Linked DNA regions of Homo sapiens: region 2 is linked to region 1. A link is a loop called in an ENCODE intact Hi-C map of the cell type or tissue named here. Cell type or tissue: dorsolateral prefrontal cortex. All regions are shown on one strand. Each heading gives the region's core, and the rest is flanking DNA. Links, peaks and the distances in the headings are about the cores only.

The links. Peaks named below come from ENCODE experiments on the same cell type or tissue, not always from the same donor. Only the 100,000 strongest peaks of a DNase experiment are listed, where the experiment ranks them.
Region 2: it touches region 1 in a loop (5-fold over the local background); 7 of 110 quality-filtered maps call a loop at or near these places.

What each region holds. Positions count from the first base shown.
Region 1 is chr5:87,777,131-87,787,802 of GRCh38, forward strand. No RefSeq gene overlaps it. Among named protein-coding and RNA genes, the nearest start is that of LINC02144, 49 kb to the left of the region's middle. RefSeq lists enhancers at 9,957-10,672, 10,065-10,672. In dorsolateral prefrontal cortex, for the core only: CTCF peaks have their summits at 4,187 (motif pointing right) and 4,398; a DNase peak (open chromatin) is centred at 4,211; H3K4me3 peaks cover 2,577 bases; H3K27ac peaks cover 6,744 bases.
Region 2 is chr5:87,894,490-87,905,161 of GRCh38, forward strand. No RefSeq gene overlaps it. Among named protein-coding and RNA genes, the nearest start is that of LINC02144, 170 kb to the left of the region's middle. In dorsolateral prefrontal cortex, for the core only: CTCF peaks have their summits at 4,777 and 4,981; DNase peaks (open chromatin) are centred at 4,842, 5,072 and 5,412; H3K4me3 peaks cover 905 bases; H3K27ac peaks cover 5,882 bases.

The DNA of each region.
Region 1 (10,672 bases), core at 1,161-9,160:
TAGAGTTTGTTTTCATATTGTATTAAATCCAGTTTGTTAGCATCATGACCCCTGATTTCTACCAAAATTGAATGCTTTGATTATTGACATATCTGATAAAAGTTCTGTTTCTGCTTTTGCTAAGAAGTTAATACTATAAATATACTGTTACTTACACATCCAAATTTTGTTCAATTTAAGAAGCATATAGGAAAAGAAACAGGCTTTATAATCAAGTGATATGCATAAAGAACATGGGACAGTTTCTGACTCACATTAGTGATGAGCATGGCATGGAGGAATGATGTGTAGTAAGATGAAGCAGACATAGATTTGAATTTATTTTGCCATTTGATAGCTGGTGACCATGGGCAAGTGATCCAAATTCTGTTAGTCTCAGTTTCCTTATGTGTACAATATAAATACTTCCTAATTTGTGAGATTATTCTAAAGATGAGCAATAAAAAATACAAATTATGGCAGATGGCTTTGAGTAGCAGCTATTATTATTTAAATGATCAGTATTAGCCATATAATAATTTTCAGTTCCTTTGTAAAATTTGTGAACACTCTAGCAATGAATCAATTTCTATATTGCTATTGTAATGAAGACAGGATATTATTCTTATGTTAGGAATTTGGGGTCTAAAACTGTAAGAAGTAAAATACTTCCTAAGTTTCTTTACCATAAATTTCTAGGCATTAACAAGTTTAGTCTTAGCTGTTACACATATATACTCACATTTCTACCACTTATAATCAGATGTTTGCTGTTTAAATCGATGTGTTTTTTGATACAAAGAAAAAAAGGAAATTCCCCCAAGGATTCTTGCAGAAAATTAATCAGCTGATTTCTAAACTTCACTGTGATTCAGAATGCCTTGTTGAGTCTTGAACACATGTATTGTTTTAATAAAGCAGATGCTTCTATGTGGGGGCATGGTTTTCCACTCTGTTTCATTTAAGAGGCAGACAGAATGGGATACTGCTGCAGCCTAGCTGTGTAACCTAAAAGAGAAATACAGCCCAAGAGAAGTGAAAGAAAGGGATCTAACATCCAGAATATCTGCCTTTAAGTGCAGCATTAGGTAGAGAGCACCTGACCAATGACATTCATTAAGAGATGTCCATACACCAAATATACTCCTACACATAAAAGGGAGGAAAGGACTCCCTTAATTTGTGTTTATGAGACTGCAAATCGTTCCTCCAGAAAATACAGAAAGACCCTCCCCCGGGTATATAATATAAATGCCAAAGTTAATTAATTCTATTAATTCCATTAAAAACATTATGAATAAAAACTGAAAAATTCAGATATCTCTATCATCTATCTATCTATCTATCTATCTATCTATCTATCTATCTATCTATCTATCTATCATCTATATCTCCAGGGAAACTTAAGATAAAAATAGACACAATGAAAGAAATGCAAAATGTAATGCTTATATAGAATTGTTTTCATCTGCATTTCATTCTAACACCTAAAGAATGAGCCAAATTATCTTATCCTGGGAGAGATCATGCTTAAATTATGAAGACTTTAATATTTTCTTTATCAAAGCTATTTTCTATCATAATTCAAATTTTCCTTTAGTCTTATAGATGGAGCTTCTTTATTTCACTTCATGAAGAAAGGATACAAAAAATTATCTACATAAGCTTAGTAAGATTAAAACATACAAATTTTAGTCCATCAAAAATGGTAGATGCTTGTTTTTTAATACTTGTGGATTTCTCACTTTTCAGTACTTTTGACTATCAAATTCAAGTTTTCAGATAAGCCAAGTTGAGCAGCCTGTGGCCTAAAAAATCAACTATACATATCATAAAGCACCATTTTTTAATCATAAAGCTACAAACATCTGCACTGATTACAATTAAAAACAGTGTAAAAGATTATCACTCCAATTATAGCTTCTTGTTCTAATCAAAACGCAGCACTGTCCTCAGACAGCAATGTGTGATGCCTACATGCCTTTTTCTATGAAATAAAACCTCCCTGAGGTTTTTTTCCTTTTCTTTGAAACAAAGAATATGTATAATTGTAGTGAATTTATCAGAAAAGTAGCATTTTACTCAGATATATTTTTTAAACTGTTTGGAAGTCTATTTTTCTGTCTATGTGAACCTATTTAGAAAAAATGCAGAAAAGCACTATCATGCTACTCAACAAAGAAGTTTCCAGCTTTCTAAAGTTTTTCTGAATATTGTTTTAAGGAACACTGCTGTATGTGGTTCTCAATAATATTGACATTAAAATTGGTAGAAACACTGCTGGATTTCAATTAAAATTGGACCAATATTACTTAGAATTTTATAAGTAGCTTCTTTTTACATTTGAAAATAAAATCAAATTTCATATATAATAATTATTAGAAAATGTAATAAAAGTACAGTTTTAAAATTACCAGATAATGTCTTCAGATAAGAAAATTATAGTTAAAATATCAGTTTTAAAAAATCACCAACCAGTTGATCTACTAGAATATATATAGATATCATCTGTAAACATTTATTGTTTAAGATTTCATATTGCCATTCCAAGAAAAAATTGGAAAAAAAAATGAGCATTTTGTGTAACATGAATTTTTCCCTATGGTTGTTTGAAAGGCGAAAACCCAGACTTGACCTCTCTTTAAGAAAATTTATACTAAAATTAGTACAAAGTAGAAAAATCAAAGAACATTCTTTCTGATTCAGCATTTTTTTAAAAAGCATCCTTACTTTAAAATATTTGCTCATAGTCTAAATTAAATGATGAAATATAAATGTTCAAAAAGAACACAGCAAAGGCAAATAACATCATACTTATCAGAGAAATGTTAAATTCAGATTTTATGAATTTTTGTTTGTTCATAATTGAATCCTTGAAAGTGAATTTTTAATATAAACAAAAAAACAAAATTATTTTCCACTTGTATATTACTTATAATGTTTGAAAGGTTAAATGTGCACACCTCTTCAACAAGTACTAAATTAATTTACTAAATCCCTTCAAGTAAGGATGTTTGATTTAAAATATTTATCAGTCTTTGAACACCACATGTATAGAGAAAGTCGCAACTTGTATTTCTTATTGATTCCCAAACGCAATAAAATACATGGGGTCTTCAAAATTCCTATTAGTTTCCCACCAACAGCCCCTTTTATTGGTGATTTAGAAACTTTAATCCTGGTTCATGACTAATACTATGCAGATGTTTGTTATACAAATATAGAAATTAGCTTCTTTGTATCATTAAAAGGTATCTCAATGAAAACACCGTAAATTTAATTTTTCACATTATCCAAAAAGGAAACTATATTTTCAGAGTATAAGAGTTTCCATCTGTAGATATAATAAATGTAATATTAAAATGTGTGACTCAATGGTATCAAAAGGGAGAATGCCTAGGCCTATGAAATAACTCTCAAATAGGAAAAGAATGAAACGTCATTTTGGTTAAGTAGACTTTACACTAGTTGAAGATTGATTCATTAAGCAAAGTTCAAGCACACTTTCTATTCATATAAATAGTGTGTATAATGCCATTTTGCAAAGATGACAGTGGAAACTTGTATTTCTGAGAGTGGCTAAAATAGCTTGTAAACAGTATCTTTGCAATTTGACATTCCAAGTGCTGCTTGCAGGGCAGCACATCTGAGGGTTGGTAGGGGAAGAGTATCTGAGGATAGCACTATTTTGGGTGTTTCCAAGAAGCAGAAAGTTGGTTCTTTGATTTTATTACCTATTATTGTCTCAAATTAGAATGCCAAAGGGGGCATTTTATTAAAATAAAAGCCTGATGAATACAAGCAAAAAAAAAAAAAAAGCTTCAAGCCGTTGAGAAATTTGAAATCAAAACAGAAATTTTAAAGAAAAGTATGATGTGAAAATAAAGGAAAGTAGAGAAGAAGAAAGGAAAGAGATGTAGCAGATAATTAGACAAAAGTGAAAGGAAGGGCCCTAGTTCTGAAACCACTTCCGCTTAAACCAAAATGGCACCAAAAATTTTAAGCCAGGGTATTTAAACTGCTGGAATATTTCATCCTGAAAAATTATATTTTTCAAGCAAAATAACTACTTTGTGTCCAAATTCTCTGAATAATTATGGCAATTTCTCTCTTCTATTTGCACTTCCATTTGCATTATAGGCACTACTTAAATACAAACAGGAGTGGCTCACTGAGATCACAGAAGAGAGACTTCTCACAAAGCCGCTAGATGGCGTGAGAGCACTGCATTGGACCTGCTCTGCCACACGGCCGCGTGTAACATTGAGGCGTTTATTCTCTTCACGCTGAGAGCTCAGTGTTTAGTCAAGTAAGACGCGTTTTCTTTCAGAGAGATCTTTCTGTGTTGCATGACACTTTTTAGGACACAAAGGGGGTATTCCGCCCTCCCCATACACACACTAAGAAAATGTCGAATTAAATTTGGAATAGTAAAAATCATTTCAGTATTTACTGGGGCTTCCTGAGAACTTTACCTTTCAGCTCTTTAGGGGATAGTCTGCTATTTGTTATGCAGCCTTCCTTAATAGGTAGTTATAGGGAAAAAGTCCCTTCAGCATTATGCCTGTGCTCAAACAACTGCAGACAAAGTTTGCATATTCTCAGTCATCCCCTCTCTTTTTCCTGATTTTTTTTTCATCAAAAATTCTCTTTGTTTTTCTTCATCTGATATTGTGGGGTCCCTCATTAAGGACTGTAATATGAAAAGCTGGATTTAAAACTGCTGTCAAAAAGGAGGTTGTCCTCTTTTAATATTCTTTACCAGCAAAGCAAAAGGAAATGTCTTTGTTCTTGCTTTATAAATGCAATGTTTTTTGCTTTATTTAATGTTTCTGCCAGATCACTAGGCACCTTCTAATCTACCCTCCCAACTTTGAGATATACTTTTATATTTGGTCTTTGCAGATTCCCAATACATGCATGAGGCATCTCTCTGTGCCTCCACAACAGGACTAATTACCATATTCCTCCAGATATTATCACTATCTCCCTTCACAAAGTGTCCAATGTAAAAGCTGTTTTGATCTTTCAGATAAGTGCCTTAATTTAAAATAATAGCAAAAAGGTAAAATTAGGCCTCTATGCTCAGCAGTGCATGAATGACAAATCTGTTGTAGTTTGGGGTATATTTTTAAAGATTCCTTTTAAAACCTCTTATAGCAAATTTACATATGATCAAAAATGATATTACACATTGGCGAACTGAAGTGCATAATTTACTTCATATGCTACTGATATAGTTATGTTTATACGTATAATGGGTTTTACAGTTTTGGTATAATATCATACCAGTTCAAAAACTGAAAGATTTTTAAAAGCATTTTTTTTCAGTTTTTATCCACCTCTGAAAAGTTATTTTTTTCCTGTATAGTGTCTCAGAGCAAGATGTATCATTTTTAATGTACACTTTTAGCCCTAATATCCATGAATTTATGAAAACCGGAGATTTTATGAGGGCATTCAACTAAAATATTTGTCAAAATAAGAATTCAATAATGTAGTTATACCTCTTTAAAATGCAAATATTGGAGAACAAATGGGCAACTTGGCAAAACTTGCTTCATAGTGTTACATTTTTGTTTTTACCCTGTGTAGTTCTGGTTTATAAGAACATGTTAATTTGTCATATTAATAGATGAAATGAGTCATTTGGATTATGTTTGAATTGGTTCTAATCTTTGATATCATGAAAATCTTCACTTTGGATATAAGCTCCCTAAATCCATGACTATTATTATACAACGTGTTGCTATAAAGCAGACAGATAGATAAAGATATCTTGAAATAGGAGCTCCATGTGTGCACAGCTGATTTTTTTTCCTCTTAGACATTCTATGTAATTCATAGTAACAGGTTAGTCAATTGATCATAAGGAATGTAAAACAAGACAAATACTTTAATCATTTTGAAGTCAATTATTCTATATACAGATCTAAAACAATTGCTAGAAATATAATTTTAGCTGGTTGTGAACGGCCACTAAGCTTTTTCGTGACAACTGACTGCTTAACATCAGTGGGACATTAAGTTACTTTGTGCTTGAAAATCCACCAGGGAGTGTATATATGTGCTCTAAAGCTGCCCACTCAGTTCTGTTTGATCACTTGCAGAAAACCAATAGCTTCTCACTGATGCTGAGAGGAGTATTGCCTCCATAACGGATTATAATGAAATATTTCAATAAAAACCCTTTTTAAAACTTATTTTTTTTTAAATTTGCACTTCCATGTGAATAAATGACTGAACTCCATAAAATGAGTAAACAGGACACTTTCAAGTGTTCATGGCAGAGAAGTGATAGGGCAGAAGTGAAATAGACTAATCTTTTTTGGTTCTTTTTGTATTTGTATGTCCAAAGAGTTTGATAAAATTTGCGACACAACCAGAGATGCAAACAACCAGAGAAAAAAGAATAGAAAATGTTGTAAATGCTTTTGTAGATGCAGTAGGCGAAGCAGAAAAATTCAAATTCAAATTATATTTGGAGTCACACCAAGCAGATGTAACTAGTATTTGAAATTATTAGTAATGCATTGTATTCTCATTTGTCAATTAGTTCTCTGTAATGTCGGAATTCATAAAATATAAAAGAAAATCTATTGATCAGAATCTCACTTAAATAACAAAACGTTTGTTTTATTTTGTTGTTCGGAGAAAGTCTTTTAATATTGATTGGCTTATTTGTCCAGGTTAATTGAATATCAAATAATTTAATAATTAAATGTTCAAATAGCTGAATATTTAAGCATTAAGCTAATTAAGTATTGATCCCTGTGATAATAAATAACATTAAATAGCAGAGTTGTGATTATACAGAAATAAGCTCTTAAGTTTTTCTCACCTAGAAATTTTTTGTTTCATGCTGTAGTGAAGATTCTACAAAGTCATTGTATATTTTTAAGAAAAACTAAAAAGAGACCCACCAATAATTTGGAAACTGTTAATAAAATAAGTGTACTTTCTTTTAAAAACTGCAAAATTACCCTTTTGTAGACCAGAATATCATGTTTGAATTACATCTTTTAAAATAAAAATCTTGTTGGAACAAATTAGGAAAATAAGGAGGTTTTAAAGAAAGCCAGAGAAAGCATATAACATCTTAATGTGACTGAAATTAATATCTCTTTAATATGAGTAATATAGAAGAAATGGTTTTTTTAAATCCCCCATTGATTTGGGGAAGACATTATACTTGATTGTTGACTATTTCATTTAATTCCTTCACACAAACTTAAGTCAACTATTCCAAAAATCAAGAAAACTTTATCAACATAGTATATTAATTCTAGTTTTCCAAGTGTTTTCACAAATGTCTTCCCACAATGCACTGCCCTAAGTATTTAATCTGTGACCAAGGCTGGGTCACCAATAAGACCAAAGTGATAGCCACAATCTCCATTTCCATGTGCAGTCTCATCAGCCTCAGAACGCTTAGTTTTCCACCAGTCTCCAGTTACAAAGGGCTGCATTCCCACTTTTATGGAGTACAAGATTAAACACATAAAATAAAAAAGTAAAATAAAATAAAGTGCACTAAAACCAAATGGCAGATATTTGAATATAATTAATGTTGGACTTCTATTATTTGATTACACTAAAGATAATATGTGTCTTTGTTCCAAGAATAATATGTCTCTTTCCTCCTTCTCTTCTCTTTGCTGCTTGAGTGAATTGTTTATAAACATGTAACATTCTTCTGAAATGAACTGGGGATGGGGGAGAATGAGAAAGAATGAAATAGAGAAAGAGAAACAGAGAAAAGTGAGACAGAGACAGAGAAACAGAGACAGACAGAGGGAAAAGGAGGAAGGAAGACAGAATTCAGATCATCTGGAATCCAGAAATCTGATTCTGCAGGAAATACGATAGGAGGGCCTATACTACTTTCAAAGGTTAGCTTTAGTTAACCACAGCAACATACAATTCTATAAACTCTTCTGTCTCGGTTTCTTTCTCTCTTTCTCTCACATAGACATATGTGCACACATAACCACACACACACAGACTCATACAGGCCTCTGCCCCAAAATGAAATAAAGAGGGATGTATATTGCTAATCCTCAAAAACAACCATTTGCACCTGGGGTTGGCAATGGCACCAAAAAGCCAACCACTTTTTCTACATTACAGTTCATTAAAATGCCACTGACAAGTTATGTCTTTACAGGAAACAAAACGTATCCTGTTCCTTAAGGAAAATCCAGATAACTAGAACCAATACAAGCCCTTACCCCAGTTTGCTAAATGGGCTCAGGCGAGATGGAGGAACAGCCTGAAACACAAAACCATTATGTGAAAAATAACATTAGTAATTAATCTGATTGAATATTTAAAGCAACATTTTTTTTGAAGTCATCAAGATGTTTTTCCAATCTTCATCAGTCCTCCAGATTTTTATTATTTATTGAATGATCACACAATAATAATATCCCCAAGTATATAACCCATGAGTATATTGGTGCAGATCAAAATGAAAAAAATCTGCTAACAACTTCATCAGGAATCCAAAGGCTTAGGTAGAATTAGAATTCAAGACATCAAAAACCTCAACAACCTATTTAATCCTTTAACCACTAGGCCACACTCTCTTTCAAAATTGTTAATAGAAACAACATTGCCCTTTTTGTACAGCTGTAGATGCCCTATTGATCTGTATCACATAGCATTTAACACTGGATGATTTGGCTAGGAAAAGCAATGTTCACTGTTCCATGGCAAATCAGACAACAATGCTAAGATTTGCTATAGAACCAGGAAAATAGCATAGGAGATAGGGAAACAACAGCCACACAGAACAAACCTCATTTGCACGTTTTTCACAGCTATTTTTTACTCCATAAGAAAGCAAAGTAGTAGAGTGCAATTGTATTAAAAGTAAAACTATTTCTGCCTAACGCAGATGTGGATCATGGGAATGGAAACCTAATAAACCAACAGCTGAAGGCCACATTATTGCCCTATCCTCCTCCCCTAGCTCATTTAGAAAATGACATGTTTTTCTTCACAATGTTTTTCCCCTCCTCTCTTTTTAGTGGCAGTAATGCTGAATGCTCTTGACATAATTCTTCGTTCACCCCTGACAGTCATTTTTTTGAATACTATCCCAGCAATAAAACACCTGACCTCGAGTCTTTCAAATGGCCATTGGCTTAGGTTACCCCAATTAGCCAGACTCATTTGGAAGTATCCAGAGGAGTCAGGTGCATCACTCTTCACTAAACTCAGCATTCGGAGCAAACACATCTTTTTTTAGGTCAATTTATTTTTCTAAGGGATTTTTCTATTCCTCTATGATCTAAACATAGAAAAATAACAGGTTTAAAAAATAATCTACAAGTATGTAGAATTCCGATACCAATATTTCTGCCTTGGAAGTCATATAGGGCAACATGCCTAGTTCCCTGAAAGTTGCTTTTCAATATTTAAGGATAATTGAGAGAATTAGGTGTACAAGCATCAATGGAGAGCGATTTTATTTACATATAAGGAAGCTACATGTCTGCATAACTTAATGAAAAGACATACACACTTTGTGCACAGCATACATCTGTGATATCTGTATGTTTGGGTCAATGTATTTTTGGAGTACAGATCTCCCAAATCAATAGCTCTTTATTAGAATCCCCTTAGGTGGAGAAGAAAATGTGTACCTCCAGAGATAAAAGTATGTTTATTACATGTTTGTGTGTGTAATTAAATGTAGGATTTTGCCTCAGGAATAAAGCTTGGACTAAATATAAATAATAATTAACTGAGGCTTCTTAGAGAATTTTGGCAAAGGAAAATGGATATTTTCAACATAAATGAGATATGAGAAATTAAAGGTATATTTAAATTATACTAAAGGCAGGGCCCTTTAATTTTCAAATTATTAAACAATTAAAATTTTAAATTATTCTGAACTAAAATGCATGTTTATGTTATGTTTCTGATACAGCAATCTCTTTGCTCCGTTTATTTTGTATTTAATATTTATCAATAAGTACAAGACTTCCTAACAAATGTATAATTTTTTTTCCATGAATCTTTTAGAATTTGTGTGCGCTACACAATTTTGTCACTTGGCACATTTTTATTCCTTCTTAAAAAGGACAAACCATGAGAATCCTGATAGACTATACTTGAAATAAAATAGGAAGTCCACACAACTGAAGGTGAACAAATAATGCAGGCTGAAATGAGTATCTCTTCGAAAGACTACAAGCTTCCTTTTGACATTCAAGCAATTCAGTAAGGAGGGAAAGCGAAATTGAATTTAGCCGATGCAAATGAAATTAAAACTAAATTGGTTGTCACATCAAACTGATGTTAACTATGTAAATGTTTTCTGTTTATGAAACTACAGTTTAGAGTATATAATTCTGCAAAAATAAGAATATTTTTGTGTTCTTTTAAAATATAAATTAAAAGGGCAGATTATGAAATTGTTTAAAATCCTTGCCACTTACCCACGTAATATCAAAGGACCTATGAATCATGAAAACTGTGGACATAGAGTATTGAAATAAACATACACATATAGATATGCACATCAATACACATGCATGCTTTTCTGGCCAAGCAGTACCCCATTACATCATTGCTTCAAATGCATTCATTCTCTTCAATATTGTTGGCTGTTTCAGGTTAACTACCAAAATCATTTGCCTGAGAAGCGAGATTTAATTGTCTTACAACTACCTCTGTGAGGTAC
Region 2 (10,672 bases), core at 839-8,838, 120 kb after region 1:
CATCAGTGAATACTAAAATGATCAGCTGACCTTTAACTAGGTCCATCTAGGAGAATTAACAGCTAAGAGATTAAAAAACATGTTAAGATAATAATGAATGGTATACATTATTTTTATAGCTTTTTGGGTAAAATGATCTAGAGACATTTTAAAAAATTGAACAATATAGAAAACACAAAAAAGAAAGTAACAAATTACCAGTTATCCATAGATAACTAGTCACATATACATTAATATGCATTTATAAACATGAGTATACAATTCTACAGAAACGGCATAATTTTACATAAACTCTTATGTAATCTGATTTTATTAACTCAATTATATATGGTACGGATACTTTTCCATGTCAATAAATATAACCTAAGTCTCATTCCAGTAGCAGCAGAGTAGTTCATAATATGAACATAACATACTTCAATATGTTATGAATAAATTACTGTATTCAATTTTTCATTATTGGAAATATTGTCACAATGATGTTTTGGCTAAAAATATGTTACTATGGAACCCTTGGGCCACTATTCATGGGATTGTAAAATGGAATAGCCATTGTGGAAGACAGTATGGTGGTTCCTTAAAAAATAAAAAAAATGGAATTATCACATGATTCAGCAATTCCACTTCTGGGTATATACCTAAAAGAATTGAAAACAAAATGTTGAAGAGATATTTGTGCACCCATGTGTATAGCAGCTTTATTCACAATGGCTAAAACGTGGAAGCTACCCAAATATGCATCAATGGATGAATAGATAAACAAAATGTGGTACATACATGGGAAGGAATATTATTCAGCCTTAAAAAGGAAGGAAGTTCTGACCTATGCTACAACATAAGTGAACCTTAAGGACATTACACCAAGTGAAATAAGCCAGTTACAAGCAGACAAACACTGTATGATTCTACTATGAGGCACTTAGAGTAGTTAAAATCATAGAGATAGAAAGTAGAATAGCAGGGACTAGAGGAAGGAGGGAATAGAAGTTGTTAATGGGTATTGAGTTTCATTTTACAAGATGAAAAAGAATTATGAAGAGAGATGATGGTGATGTTTGCACAACATTACAAATGTATTTAATACCATTGAATTATATACTTACAAATGGTTAACATAACATCATAAATTTTATGTTATATGTATTTTACCGCAATAAAAAAATGGAAAAAAATGTGTGAGTGACAATTATTAGTGAGACAAAGCATCTTTTCATATGTTTACTGTTCATTTGTATTTCCTCTTTTGTAATTTACTATTATAGCCTGTTGTTCTAGTATTTTGACAAGTATTTCACGAAGGATTGCCAGTGCTTCTCAACAGAAAGAAGTAACTAATGTTAGAACTTCAGGTAAGGAGTCAAGGGAATGTGGAAGAATATTTGTGAAGCATGTGCCTTTAAGTGCCTATCAAATCCTAGAACTTTACGGGCTCTTGCCAGCAATAACAATAGCGCTGTGTTATATGCTCAATTTGTAGAAATATGGGCTTCACCTTTGGTGGTATTTCCATTGTGAGGTAAGGAGTTTAGAAAATCAGTGTGTTTGTCTATCAGATTTTTTGCTTTTCTTCAAAGTAATCCCTCACAATGTTCACTGAAAAATATTTAAGACTAAGTTACTGACCTCAGAGATTTTATTTAGGGTTTACATGTCACTATGCAATCTGTTTTTCCCACAGGAATTTAAAATAAACACATTAAAATAGAATTTACATATTTGAAATTACAGTCTAAAAGCTGACTTATTTTCTGGAGATTTCTATGGCCTATATTTAACTATAATATTTGACACAATTTATTTCCCAAACCACGCTCTATCTTTCTGAGATCTTTAATCCTACAGGGTAAAATAAGACAGTTTCAAGTACAGCTCTAAATACACACCTGTGTATCCCTTTTGTGTCACAATTCACAGTGGCTTTGTTGATCTCTAAAGTACTAAAAAGAATTTGATTTTCATGCCATAAACACCATTATTCTGAACAATTGAAAGATGAGTAGGTGAGAGTCTGGGTAGTGTTGTTTTCTAAGCAAAAATGGAAAAGCAAAGTTTCAGGATCGATTTTTGTCAGATATGTGAACACCCGTTCTATAGAATTTAGCTCCTGTTTTGACAGCTTATTGAATACTCCCTCAACTTTTCCCGCCTGTTAATGTCTCCCATTAATTAATACCCATTCTCTGTTCACAGTTTTGATAGAATAGCAGTAGTTGTTAACACAACACTCATAATCACAATTGTACAGGTATGTATTTTGTCTGTGTTATGTGTAAGCCTCAGATATTAAATATTAGGAGAAAAGTAAAGTAAAATTTCTAGAAATAAAATTGTTTTGTAATAACAATAAGAACGGTTTTTATTTCATTTTTTTCCTTTCCTTATGCTGGTATCAAACTCCATAAAATATCTCCCTATATTTCCTTTATTTTTTGTATGAATGAGACTACAATAATTGGATTTAAAATTTTTTTAATACATCTGGAAGACACTGTTTTGTTACTTGCTAGAACCGGGGAGCAACATTTTACAATGCAAATAATGGTCATCAAGGGATGTGACATGTTCAAATACAATTTTTCCCTTAGGGTTCAAAGCAATTTAGAAATATATAACCTTTCAACATTTTTAAAGTGTGCAGAATTTTGGTACAATGTTTCTCCAAATTTTTAAGAGCGTAACATTCTGAAAAATAACGACAATTAAGTTTTACTGGAGGAGCTGAGGATGGTGACTGGTATAGATCTTCATATGAGTTTTTAAAAGTTATGCATGTGCATTTGTAAAAATTTGACTATACAAAAACCTTTTTTAAAAAACAATTTTAATATTCATACAAATATTTTGGACGGTTTTGTGTTTTCCTTCAAGGTTTTTTTTTCCTGTACATCGATGTTTCTTTATTACACAATTGTGACATCACATCAAAAGCATATCCCCATGTTACTACATCTTTTTCAAAACCATTATTTTAATGTCTGAATTAAATGCTGTTGAGTACAATTAGTAAACACTGAAAGTTTACTTAGTAATTCTCCTACAATTAAGCATTTGCTTGCCTCTTTAAAAAAAACTATAAATAAATCTCTGAAAAGCATCATAATGCCTACCCTCAAATTTAAAATTGTTGCTTTAAGTTTCTAAAAATGGAATTATTAGCTCAAAATACATACTTACATGTGTTTTTACAAAGAAATGTATATGTATTCATACAGCATATGTATTTTGTGTATTTATGTGTGTATATATAATATGTATTTTATATATGTGTATATGTATGTAACTGAAAATTGAAAAGTGGTTCCTGCAATTATGTGTATATATATATATATATGAAAGAGAGAGAGAGAGAGAACCAGTTGCACTCCTGCCAGCAATGTATAAGCTGAACTCTGAATTTCATAGAACCATTGCAAGCATTGGGGGTTACAATTTTTTTTCATCTTTTTTAGTTGATTGGTCAAAAAAAGGAGGTTATTTGACTTCTCTTTTATGTTTATTTGATTATCAGACAGATTTGTTGCAATATACTTCTAGACTACAGTAAAGATTTCACTTGAATACAGTTAGAAATGTGACAAATAAAAAAGATATAAAATTGAAATAATATTTATAAAATATGTTATTTAAAAAGTATGACTGAAATTGCAACTAAATTTACTAGTGTCTACTAGCTTTCTCCCTAAAGTAAATCAAAGACTATCGCTATGCATAAGTGAGTTTGGGGGTAATAAAAGAAAATCATTTTGAAAGCAACTGGCTAGAAACAAGTCTTCCCTGTTTTGCGGGGGAGAGGGGGCAACTTGAACTGCTCTACTCTGAAAATCCATTTTGGATTTAGGATTAAGGAAATTTTTTGCTTTTTCTATCAAGAGCTACTGGGAAACAAAAAGGAAATCAAGGCTTCATTAAAAAAATGATGTATTTTTTATGAGAGAAATACAAAACTTTGACTATTGATAATAGATTATTAAAGAGAAAAAAATTGAACCTTTCTGCAGAGATTTACAACAGTTATTTAAATATAATATTTAGTTCACTGTCATAGTCAGCTAAGAAAAACAGATGAAGGGAGGAACAGAAGAGAGAAGCAACAAAATGAAAAGATAGAAGAAAAAAGGGAAAAAAGACAAGTAAATAGGAGAAATACAGCGACAGCTACAGAAAGGAAGAAAGACAAGTAAGCACAGAGCCATAAAGGAAGGAAAAAAGAGGAGAGTTGGGTTGAAGTCTGTGAGGGGAGTGTTAGTTCAAGCCAAAGAAAGCTACTTTGGTCGCTCCGTGGCGTGTGCTGGGACATGAACCCCTGATTGTTAGCTTTTGTGATCACTGCTTTCAAATGCTGACTTAGTGTCAGAACACTGATGAACTGTTGAGCAATATAAACGTGAGATCATACCTAGGTTTCCATAATTGTCTTTGATGGAACATTTAAACAATAAAATCAAAAGGCAAATCGATTAACACAAAAACTTTTTGTTCAAGAGTACGACTGAGAGAAAGAAGAGGAGAGTGGTTCCTGTAATTATGTCAAATTCAGCTTGAGTTTAATAATGAAGAACCAACCTAAACAATTTCCTAAGAAGTTTGTTCAGCTCACCAGTTATCTGCACAAGTAGCTCCTGGGCAAGTGTTGCCTAATTTCACTAATATAAGGATAAATTATTTTCCCATTAACTTGGAACAATAGTGAAGCACTGGTTTATTTTTATTTTTGATTATTTTTTACATAAGTATGTTTTTCTTCCTTCCAAAAGAAACCACCAGGGAAGCCTCATTTTCGTTACATTAATATGGTGTGCCATTCTTGGCGGGGAACTGTAGGTGTTGCTGAAGCTACATAGCAGAAAAAGCTAAGCCAGGCCTCTAATTCTTTGGCTTATTACAGTTCTATTTTAGCCCTGTCCTCTTTTTCCCACTCAAATTCTGTAGCCTAGCATGTGTTTGGATATGCTGCATCCTCCAGTTCTTCACACTAAATATACTCTCAGAAGCCACGAGCAAAACTTGCAGATGAGTCATTCTGTTTGGAAGACTTAGCTCCATGGTGGACAGCTCGTAAACTGGAACAGATTCAGCTGGATAGGGGGAGTAGGGACAACAGTAGTTGGTTCATTGTGTTCTGCAAAAGGAGCCAAGGGGGGTTGGGGGGTGGGTGGTTTCAGAGTAAATTGAAGCAAATGCTCATATTACACTTTAAAGAAAAGTTGGTTAAAGAGACAATACTCTTAATGATAATACTCTAAAGCTTAGAATTTGTGTTCATCACTTGTTTTGGGGGTCAGGCACTTTTTTGTTGTTGTTGTTATCCTTTGACCAATTCTCAGAGCATAATTTGTTTCCAGTCTTTTTGTTCTAAGAGTGAAAAGGTCAACGCCCTTTGACACGGCATGAGCTGTTCAGTGCACAAGGGGAAACGTCACCAGCAGTGCTGGACTTAAAACAACTTCAGGGCAACCAGAGTCAAACACAGGAAGTGTTGTTCAAGCCCCTAGAGAATACTGGCTTTGTTTATTAGCCAACTTACATCTGGTTGAATTGCTAAGTGCCACTATCTTGAATGAGCAGATATATCAGAGACTACAGACCCAGATGAGGTATTTGTAGGCATGATATAACAACATCACTCTCCTAAAGTGTCCCCTACAGGAACCTAAACACAGAGTGGCTATTTTCTTAAATGGGAAAAGTTCCATCTCAGGTCCCCATAGTCCAATACACGCTAAATGATTCTACAAATGAACAAACGCTGCTTTGATGAGACAGTAAATTTAGTGGGAAAAATAATCAACCAAAAATGCAGAAAAAAATTGATTTTTAAAATAAACAGTCTAATCAGAAAATGAATTACACATTCAATCTTGTGAAGTTTTTTAATGATTTCACATAGGAAACACTTACCTACTCAAAATAACATCAGAAACATGTTTATGTATGTGGCATGTGTAAATTTCTAAGTGTTCAATGAGTTATTAACTGTTGTTTTAGTGGTATGAGAAAATGGTTTAACTCCATTTCACAGATTAATTGAGAAAGAAAGGTTAAGTGTTTTGTTTAAGGTCACTCAGCAAATCTAAACCAGAGACACATTTAGTTCTTTGAGTTACTGACTTCCTGTCTGTGTTTTAAATCTGTGAATCATTTTGCTTCTAAATATACTGAAGGAGATTCAAGGCCCTAGGGAAAAAAAATCACATTGTGTCACAGTACCTCATTTGAAAATAGGGAAAATCTGGACAAATTGTACACGTACCTTAGTCTCCAGGATCAAAGATAGTACTAAAGAGGAAAAATAAATGCAGCCTGAAGACGGAAAAGTCCTAAATAGTTATTAAACACCTTGGCCATGCAAAGAGCTCTTTGCTTACAGACCAAGAGTTAAGATACTTGAGTTCTGGTCCCAGCTCTGCCATATACTTACCTAGATGGTTCTTAATCTCTAAGTCTGATTTTCCTTATCTGTAAGTGGATATAACAAGACCTGGGACGGGCATGGTGGCTCACGCCTGTAATTCCAGCAATTTGGGAGGCCGAGGCAGGTGGATCACCTGAGGTCAGGAGTTCAAGACCAGCCTGGCCAACATGATGAAACCCCATCTCTACAAAGATACAAAAATTAGCCAGGCATGATGGCGGGTGCCTGTAATCCCAGCTACTCAGGAGGATGAGGCGGGAAAATCACTTGGACCCAGGAGGTGGAGGTTGTAGTGAGCTGAGATCACACCACTGCACTCCAGCCTGGGGGACAGAGTAAGATTCCGTCTCAAAAAAAAAAAAGACCTGACCTTTCTCAGGAAAGTCATGAACATCAAATGGGTTTATGAACACAAAAGAGTATTTTAAAGAATATCATAACTTATAAAGTGCTGTACAAATTCCATTAGTGATTGTGGTAGTGGCCCTATTGTCATACTAGAAAGGAAATGGCAGGAAGCCAATGAATAAAATAAATGTCATAAATTAATGGCTCTTAATCATTTTATATCACCAGCCCCACTGAAAATGCAATGAAATTCATAAACTCTATTTTCAGAAAAGTTCACATTCAGAAGTACATCCAAAATTTTAATTGTAATCTCAAGAGACTCAAAGATCATCTGAATTCTATGTGTTCATAGAATTCACATTAAGAATACTTGTGGAGGAAAAAGAAAAATGGCAGATTACCTGGAAAGCAAGAGGCATGGGAATCAACTAGTTAAGAGTCATTTAGAGGTGTACATGTGTACAGACAGATTGCTGATTGATGAATGGTGTTAACATGTCTTTGTCCAGGAGAGAAGAAAATTCCCTAACCATTCATGAGAATTCTAGGAGCACTCTCACAGAGTTGTAGGGAGAAACCCAGAAGAGGGTGTTGTAGGGTGGGGGAAAAAGAAGAGGGAAAGGGATGAAGGAGAATGGCAGCCAGACATTCTGACTGGGGCAGGAGAGTAACTAACAGTACTAGCCCCTGCATTCTTCTGGTTCTCCTGCCTGTAGACTCTGCAGGAGGCCACACTGAGACTAATTCTAGCTAGAGATGGGGGGATAAAAGGGACCCTAGCTGTCAAGATCACTTTCCATCAAAGCCAACCTGTGGCTGAGCTGCTTCTAACATTCACTCTCAGGCTCTCTATGAATGAATTTCATTACCTGCTCTGCTGCCTATAGTTATGTTTCTATAACTGGATTTTGACAATCCAAATGTAGACATGACTTCAGACTTACTCTAAGGGACTCCAGTGTGTTCCACATGTCCATTTCCCTTGTGTTTGTCTCAAGTCCACTTTCTAGATTCATATATTCTATAATATATGATATATCTAGATGCCTTAGTCTTGACTGTGCAGTTGAATTCCCATATTCTCTTGACTTTGAATTCAGGACACATTCTAATCCTTCCTTCTTCTGGCTTAACATTATTTCTCCTGACTCCTGATCTGAACAGTGGTGATGTTTTGTGAAATTGCTAATTTGTGTAATACCAGCAAATGGTTTTGGATCTTTCTCCTCCCATGGATGCTTCTTGAACCGCTGAGTCACTCCAGCAGGAGAGACCTCCCGAAACTAAAGAGTGGCTCCTCTAATTTGCCATATGTTTTATAGTTCTGAATTTGCCTAAAGTTTCTGAAAACAAAATCGTTCATAAGAGATGAAAATATGGTTCTTATTTGTTGAGCTATCTTTTATAATGAAATTGCAGGTTGGTACCTTTGTTTATAATGGTGCACATGTGCATACACACACAAATGTCCTTCCTTTCTAATAAATACCTTGGCATGTACTGTTCATGCTAACGCTAACTTTCTGCACTCTCAGATGTATTTTTTTTTTGTAGCCCACACAAAATCTCTAACTGTGTGTTCTGTTACATAACGCAAGACTTGGTTATATTCTTTTCAGCACTTACCTCTGCAAGATACTCAACTGGAGAAAAAAAAATGAAGCTTGAAAAAGGAGTAGAGAGGTGGAATTAATAAGTAAGGCCAGACACCTCTGACTCCACTGTACTTCTCTAAGTGTTAGAAATGGTAATTTATTTTAAGAATCATAAATTTACTCTATTATATGAAATTCTGAATAGAGGTCTTTTTTTTTGAGTCCAAACTTTAAGAACCCTAGCAAAACCTCTTGCTAATCTACGCGTTTTATGCGATGCTAAGAATAAAGATTTTGACAAGCACATTATTCCATTAATCTGAAGAAACAACAGATCATTTGGCATGTACTGTAAAACATTTTATGGAAAGCACATAAATATATAACCTTATGACCTCAATAAAGTTGATAATCTACAAAGTTATTTCATTTGATACTTAATCTATACTCTCAGAATCCAGTTCATTACTTTTTACTCTATCACATAAGGCTTTCAATATAAAGTTAAGATGTGCTAATAATAAATCTTTCTTCCTTTCTTTTTTTTTTAGACAGAGTTTTCTCTTGTCCCCCAGGCTGGAGTGCAATGGCACGGTCTCGGCTCACTGCAACCTCTGCCTCCTGGGTTCAAGTGTTCTCCTGCCTCAGCCTCCCGAGTAGCTGGGATTATAAGTGTGGCCACCACACCTGGTTAATTTTTGTATTTTCAGTAGAGACAGGGTTTCACTATGTTGGCCAGGCTGGTCTCGAACTCCTGTCCTCCGATGATCCGCCCACCTCGGCCTCCCAAAGTGCTGGGATTACAGGCGTGAGCCACCACGCCTGACCGATAAGCTTCTTTTCAATTAAACAAGTCTCATTTTATACAAATATTGCAGGGAATATTACCAATTTCAAAAGTACCTTCTAAAAACATTAGCAAATATTTTGCTAAACTTAAGCACTAAAAAAAATCTAAGTTACTTTAAACAGCATTATTTTATTAATAGATGGTTACAATATTTATATGAGATAGATAGGAGAAGGATAATAGTTTCTGAGGGCTCCTAAGTTTCATTGATTGCCTCTAGATGGCAAGTAGCACAATTATATCATGATATTGATATTAATTTGTACTTATATTGTCAGACTGAAAAATAAGACATTGTTTTGGAAACAACTTCATTGAAGCACTGGGAAAAGAATGTGTTGTGCTGAAAACCTCCAATCTGCAACCCATGGTGTACAGCAAATAATGGAGACATTTATATGACACCCATATAATTATGGTATAAAATCTGACCCCATCTTATTTACTCAATTATATATTCATCCATTCTGCCATTCATGCATTCACTTAATCTACAAATATGTAGTGCCCACTTTGTTCCAGGCACTGTGCAGGGCTCTGGAAATATGCAGATGAATCAAACATGATTCTTGCCCTCAAAGAACTTGAGGCGATTATGAGAGGAAGAAAAATAAATGTTATGATATGTTGACTAACAAATTTAATAATAAGTGCTTTGCTAAGTAGTGTATTTAATGATTCATTGTGTCCAGGAGAGGGACAAATGAGATGACAGTCTTGAAAAGGGAGATTATGAAGCACAAGTTTGAAGGAGAAGTATTAATTAATGTTTTCATTTTCAAGCCGTTTTTACTTGGGTATTGTTACTCACAGCCCAAGGTCTCCTGATATAAGTTTTCAGCAGTTGCATTATAAAATTGCTGTTTTTATAGCTCCAAACCTGTTCAATACTAGCAATTTCATGTGCTTCAACTTGAGAGCGAATGTAAAGAGACCAGGGTTTTAAGCAAAGGATTAGTGTGTCATGATTTTCATCCTAGAATGATCATAGTGACAGCAGAATGTAGGCAGGATTTATGGAGCGGGGATAGAAGGGTGTCTAACACAGTAAGTAAGGAGATCAGTTGGAAGCCTATTCCAATAGTTGAGTTGAAAGCTAATGGGGTACTAAATTAAGGCAAGAGCAGCAAGGATGACACGGTATAGGGCTACAAGTGGGAAAGATGTTAAAAAAGCAGAACTGACAGATTTGGTAACATTGAAATCAGAACATGAGAGAGAAAGGGAAACTCCACAAAGATTTTTTGGCTCAAGTAGGTAATTTTACTGTCCAGTAAAATTAATAGTTTGTTCTTAATTCTGTATTTTGACATGGGACACTTGTTGGTCCTGGCAAGCCCTGGACCATCTTTTCATCTTCGCTAAAACACCTGTCTGCTCTTATTCTCTCACGAGGCTAGTGTTTTTTCTCAAAGACTTGTTTTTTGGGACTCAATGTCTATCCCACACGTTTTGTTGCTAAAG